Linked DNA regions of Homo sapiens: region 1 is linked to region 2. A link is a contact called in ENCODE Hi-C data. All regions are on one chromosome and are shown on one strand. The core of a region is the stretch at or near the end of the contact, and the rest is flanking DNA. Distances in the headings are between cores, read along the strand shown.

Region 1 (2,700 bases), core at 9-2,508, 510 kb before region 2:
CCTGGGGTTGTCAGCCTGGCCTCTGCAGGCATCTGAGATATTCCTGAGGGCAGATTCAGCCAGGCCAACACTTCTGGATAGAACCACAGGGCCATAAACTGAGACCATTGAGGGAGACTGCTTGGCTTGGAAAACTCGCCCAGGGACCATGTGCTCTGATTTGCAAAATGCACCCCCCAGAGCGGCTTCCTGCCTTCACTTTGTGCAGAGTTGGGGGCGGCAGGGGCGTGGGGGGTTGGATGGACCATGTCACCCAAAAGTTTGTGTCCTCGGATGGGGAGGGGAGAGCGTCTGCCCAAGCACAGCCTGGAGGCTTCCCTTACTTCCGATGACCTTGTGGCAGTCAGTGTCACCCGGACAGAGTGTGGCACGCCTTGGGGACCAGCCCCTCCCAGAAGGATAGGCGCTTGATTGGAAACGTTGACTTTTCATTTAAATAAGTAAAGGTCAAGGCCTACTGCATGGCGAGGAGGAGATGGCTCTTCCCTGCCTCTGTCCTCCCTTACCCCCGTGTGAGTGGACAAACCCCCCGTCCTCACCCAGGTGGCCCGCTTCTGCCACCCGCACTATATCCAAGACACAGCCCAGCTTTGCAGGCACTTGCCGTGTGCTCCGCAGTGTGCAGGGTGATGAGATGAACAAGACCATGTGGCCTGAAGGGTCCCACGCTGCAGAGGGCCCCAGCCCAGGGCCAGACCCCAAGTGTGTGCCTGGAGTGACTCAGGGGTGCGCGAGGAGGACTCAGTGGGATATGGAATGCAGGGGCTGAGGCATAGGGAGTGACACAGGGGCTCAGGGCTTTCCCATGAGTCGAGGCTCATTGGGTTGGCAGGGACCACATCTGCCCTGGTCGATGCCCTGCCCATGCAGGCTCTAACGGCAGAGTTTGGGGATTGGGGCGGGGGATGCAGGGGGCCTGGGGTGGGGAGCTTGGGGGCAGTGGGCCAGGCAAAGCAGAGCCCTTTGCTGTGTTGGAAACCCCTCAGAGGCCCTAGGCGTGATAAGTGAGTGTGACGCAGGAGAGTCTCTCTGCATGGGCCACCCACAATTGCAGAGAAGACGCCCTGCATGTCATAGGCTTGGCGGCCCATGCCGGGAATTTGGCATGGCCGTCTTTCCTCCGGTGCTGGGGAGCTCAGCAGCTGGAGGCAGATGCTGGATTGTCTTTCTCTACCGCAGCAGGGCAGGTAGCTTGTCTTTTAGTTTGTTTTGTTAGTCTCCTGTATCTGTGACTCTGCAGAGAGCCAACGGCAGGAAGAGGGCAGCACCGGCACGTCGGAGGCCGAGGACGGCTTAGACGGGAGGTCCGGAGGCTCTCAGCCTGACCAGCCCTGGCCTAGGGCCGGGGAAAGGCCTGGGCTTTGGGGTCAAGGGCAGGGGATGAGATCTCAGACCCACGACCTAACCATTGACCTGCCTGGGCCACTTCACCCCTGCATGCTTCCTTCCCTGTCTGTAAAAGCGGATCACGTGAGGGGCCTTGCAGGAAGCTCTGAGGCCCAGTGAGGCCCCCGGGAGACAGGCGAGACCGCTGTGAGCGCCCGTCCTTCCCGCCCGGTGCCTGGCAGGTTCCTATGCGCTCTCGGGGCTTCGGGCTGGGGCCCTGCTGCGGCGAGGGGGGTGCTCCCCAGGCTGGCGCTGTCGGTGGTGTGGCTTTGGCTGACACGAGGTGGAGAGGATCTTGTTGACCTGACCGTATAAAGTAGCAGTGAGGCCTTACAAGTAGTTCTAGGCCTGGAAAGGAAAGGGAAAGAAAGAGCAATGGAATCTGGTATTTTCTCAGGTGTCCTGGACTCCATCTGAAAGATTTCGCCATGGGAAACATTCCTTCCTGGGTCCTCGGCGCCTATTGTTACAGCACGCAGGCACCCGGGCTGTGGCCTAGGGGTGAAACCTCTCTCGATTGTGTGGCCATAGGTGGTTACTTAACTTCTCTGTGCCTCAGCGTTGCCACTGTGTGTGGCGATAGCAACATGTCTTCTTCCTAAGGTTGTTGGGAAAACACTGATCGCAACAGTGACAGATGCAGGACCCACTCCACCAGAAATTGTTCCATGAGCTTGTTTACCCACCAGACGCCTGTATGAGAGAGAACTGACATCGTCCTCACTTTGCAGAGAGGTTAAGTAACTTGCCTAAGGTCACACAGCCTTTGAACCCTGGGAGTCGAACTCCGTCATCTATGCTCTGAACCACTCTGCCACATGTGGTGGTTACTGTCAGTTCCATTTGTTTCCACACAGCTTTAAGTTAGTCCTGTGGTTTGCTTTTATTTTATTTTTAAGACATGGTCTTGCTCTGTCACCCAGGCTGGAGTGCAGTGGTGCAATCATAGCTCACTGCAGCCTCGACTTCTGATGAGATTCTCGCATCTCAGCCTCCCAAGTAGCCGGGACTATAGGCACATGCCACAATGCCTGGCTAATTAAAAAAACATTTTTTTTTTTTTTGTAGAGACAAAGCTGTTGCTATGTTGCCCAAGCTGGTCTTAAACTCCTGGCCTCAAGTGATTCTCCCACATCGGGATCCCAAAGTGCTGGAATTAGCTTGGCGTGAGCCGCCATGCCTGGCCTAGTCTGGTGGGTGTTTAAACCTTGCTGGCCTTTAGGGGTGCATGCTGTGAAGACCTGTGGGCCAGAGGCCAGGTATCAGGAGGAGACACTCAGGCCTGTTGAATCAGCTCAGTGCCACAGGGCTGCA
Region 2 (2,714 bases), core at 48-2,547:
TAAGCAGGGCACAGTGGCGTGTGCCTCTAGTCTCCCTCCTCAGAAGGCTGAGACGGGCAGCTCTCTTGAGGCTGTGATGTGCCACGATCGCACCTGTGAATAAAGCCACTGCACTCCAGCCTGGGCCACCCAGTGAGAGCCTGTCTCAAACTTAAAGCAACAGCAAAGCCAGATATAACAAAATAAACGTCCTAAAGGAGTCAGGGATCAGTGGGTCAAAAAGCACTGGCCCAGCCTTTGATTAAATGGCAACCGCAACACCACAATTAATAACAAAATTACTAAAACTGTACTTTAAAGGAAGGAAATGAAGCTTTTTGAGAAAATCAGGATAGGAAATGAGCTTAATGGAGCCAATTTTCAGAACGGCAGCTATGGACCGAATGCTTGTGTACCCTAAAATTCTTCCATGCTGAATGCTGGATTCGTGAATGTGCAAACCCTAATGCCCACAGTGATTGTATCTGGGTGCTGGGCCTCTGGAGGTGATTCATGAGGCTCTGCCCTCAGGAACAGGATTATTACCCAGTCCGTAGTACCCAATAGATGATCTTGCTGCCCCACGCGAGGATACAGCCAGGAGGTCTACAGCCAGCAAGCAGGCCCTCCCAGATCCTGGATCTGCCAGATCATTAGTTTTACATTTCCTAGGCTCCAGAGCTGTGAGAAATAAAGCCACTCAGTCGATGGTATTTTTCTTACAGCAGCCCGAACTAAGACAATGGCCAAAAGTGAATATTGCTTCCTGATTATTTATTAATTTTTGCAAATTTAGTTTTATGTTTTTGGGAATTAAGAGGGTGTCTGACTTCCTATACACTACCAATAAAGAGGCGTACAGGAAAATCTCCCTCTCCAAGGGCCCCCATACCATGCCCTAAAGGTAACTAGCAGGACCCTTTCTTTCTTTTTTGGAGACAGATTCTCACTTTGTTGCCCAGGGAATCTCAGCTGACTGCAACCTCCACTTCTCGAGTTCAAGTGATTCTCCTGCTGTAGCCTCCCAAGTAGCTGGGCACAAGCCACCAAGCCCAGCAAATTTTTGTATTTTTAGTAGACACAGGGTTTCACCACGTTGGCCAGGCTGGTCTCAAACTCCTGACTTCAGGTGTCCTGACCCCTCGGCCTCCCAAAGTGCTGGGATTACAGGCGTGAGCCACCAAGCCCAGTCGTGACCCTTTCTAATATACACATTGAAGTTTCACTCTGGTTCCACCATCAAAGAAAGGCTAGGGAGCTCATATTTCCCCAGGGAGCACCCAGCAGCCCAACCCCAGAGTGACATGGTCACACCCTGGTCACATGCCCTCGATCAGTTCCAAGGGCCCCACCCTCTAATTCCCTAGGGCTGATGCAATGCAGGAAACCCAGCTGTAGCCAACACAGGGCTACAATCCACTTCCCACACCCCAAGGCTAGGTATGCTACAGAATTCACAAGTGCTTGGGTTTAAAAAAAAAATACATGGCTTCCACAATCTATTACGGTGTACCCCCCAAATCATCTAAATGCCTGTGCCAGAACAGATAATCATACTGACCCAACTGCATTAAGAAAGAATATAAAAAATAGACTCAACAATTTAGGGCAGGTCAAATTCTGCCGCTATCAGAGTATTTTAGAATTTGGATATGAGGGCCAGGCGTAGTGGCTCATACCTGTAATCCTAGCACACTGGGAGGCCAAGGAGGGTGGATCACATGAGGTCAGAAGTTCGAGACCAGCCTGGCCAACATGGTGAAACCCCATCTCTACTAAAAATACAAAAAATTAGCCAGGCATGGTGGTGCACGCCTGTAATCCCAGCTACTGGGGAGGCTGAGGCATGAGAATCGCTTGAACCCAGGAAGTGTAGGTTGTAGTCAGCTGAGATCCCGCCACTGCACTCCAGCCTGAGTGACAGAGTGAGACTCTATCTCAAAAAAAAAAAAAAAAAAGAATTTGGATATGAGGCTAAGGAATGTGGATCTGTGATTCTGTTCTGTCCATCTAACTCCCACCAAAACATTCTTAGGGGCTTTGAAATGACCAAAAAATTAAAAGTGAAGCCCCTGTAAGTTACACAGAGTAAGAAACATCAAAGAAATGTACACAGCAAGTCTCTGAGCACATGGAGTCAGTGCTAGGAGAGGGCACACTATGAGGCTCTGGGCTGCCACACAGAAGGAGGTGAGCAAATCTAAAAACCAGGCTTTCCCTTGGCCAACAAAGCTGAGTAAATCCTCCCGTTTTGGTTAAGGGTTGTTAGCACACGAAAATACATTTCCTCGTGTTAAATGCAAGACTCCAAAATTCTAAATATTTTCACTTGCTAAAAGCTATAATCAAGAACAGAAGACTTGAGCAGAAAGAATTTGTGATTTTCCTAATTGGTTGTTTGATTTGTGTCATAATGGAAATTAAGTGTTGGTCTTTGTTGCTAAAGAAAATGAGCCATTCTTGTGTTTAGGATTTTCACACAGTTTAAAAGAACTTGTCTTCCAAATATGCCTTAAAAATAAACTGTATATTAGTTTTAATAGTGTTATTTAATAATAAAGGTTAAGCAAAAAAAAAGGGATAAAAGCAAATAAGCAAACAAACTAAATGACACCTCTTATTCCTGTCTGTTTAGACTTGAGGAATCAGGAATGCAGATCAATTTTTCCTTTTCTAGTTTTCTCTTTCCTACTCTGGCATGAAAATTTTGATCTGTAGCCGAGAAGACTGGTTGA

The links. A loop is a pair of places that touch in the nucleus more often than their neighbours do. Pooled maps may share reads with other maps.
Region 1: a loop to region 2 is called in a map of mammary epithelial cell, with 8 times the contacts of the local background. The contact joins two enhancer-like sites. A Hi-C loop is called at or near these places in 5 of 168 maps with a recorded cell type or tissue (K562, dorsolateral prefrontal cortex, gastrocnemius medialis and 2 more), 6 of 37 single-sample maps with no recorded cell type and 14 of 50 pooled maps.

Annotation. Positions count from the first base shown.
Region 1 is chr10:124,533,138-124,535,837 of GRCh38, forward strand. The region is part of intron 6 of LHPP (phospholysine phosphohistidine inorganic pyrophosphate phosphatase); the gene reads left to right. Among named protein-coding and RNA genes, the nearest start is that of LHPP, 73 kb to the left of the region's middle. RefSeq lists enhancers at 1-489, 490-1,022. Within about 2 kb of position 1,259, at least 8 of the 41 ENCODE cell types and tissues checked have a DNase peak (open chromatin) inside an H3K27ac peak, as active enhancers do.
Region 2 is chr10:125,044,619-125,047,332 of GRCh38, forward strand. The region is part of intron 2 of CTBP2 (C-terminal binding protein 2); the gene reads right to left. Among named protein-coding and RNA genes, the nearest start is that of MIR4296, 13 kb to the left of the region's middle. Within about 2 kb of position 1,298, at least 19 of the 41 ENCODE cell types and tissues checked have a DNase peak (open chromatin) inside an H3K27ac peak, as active enhancers do.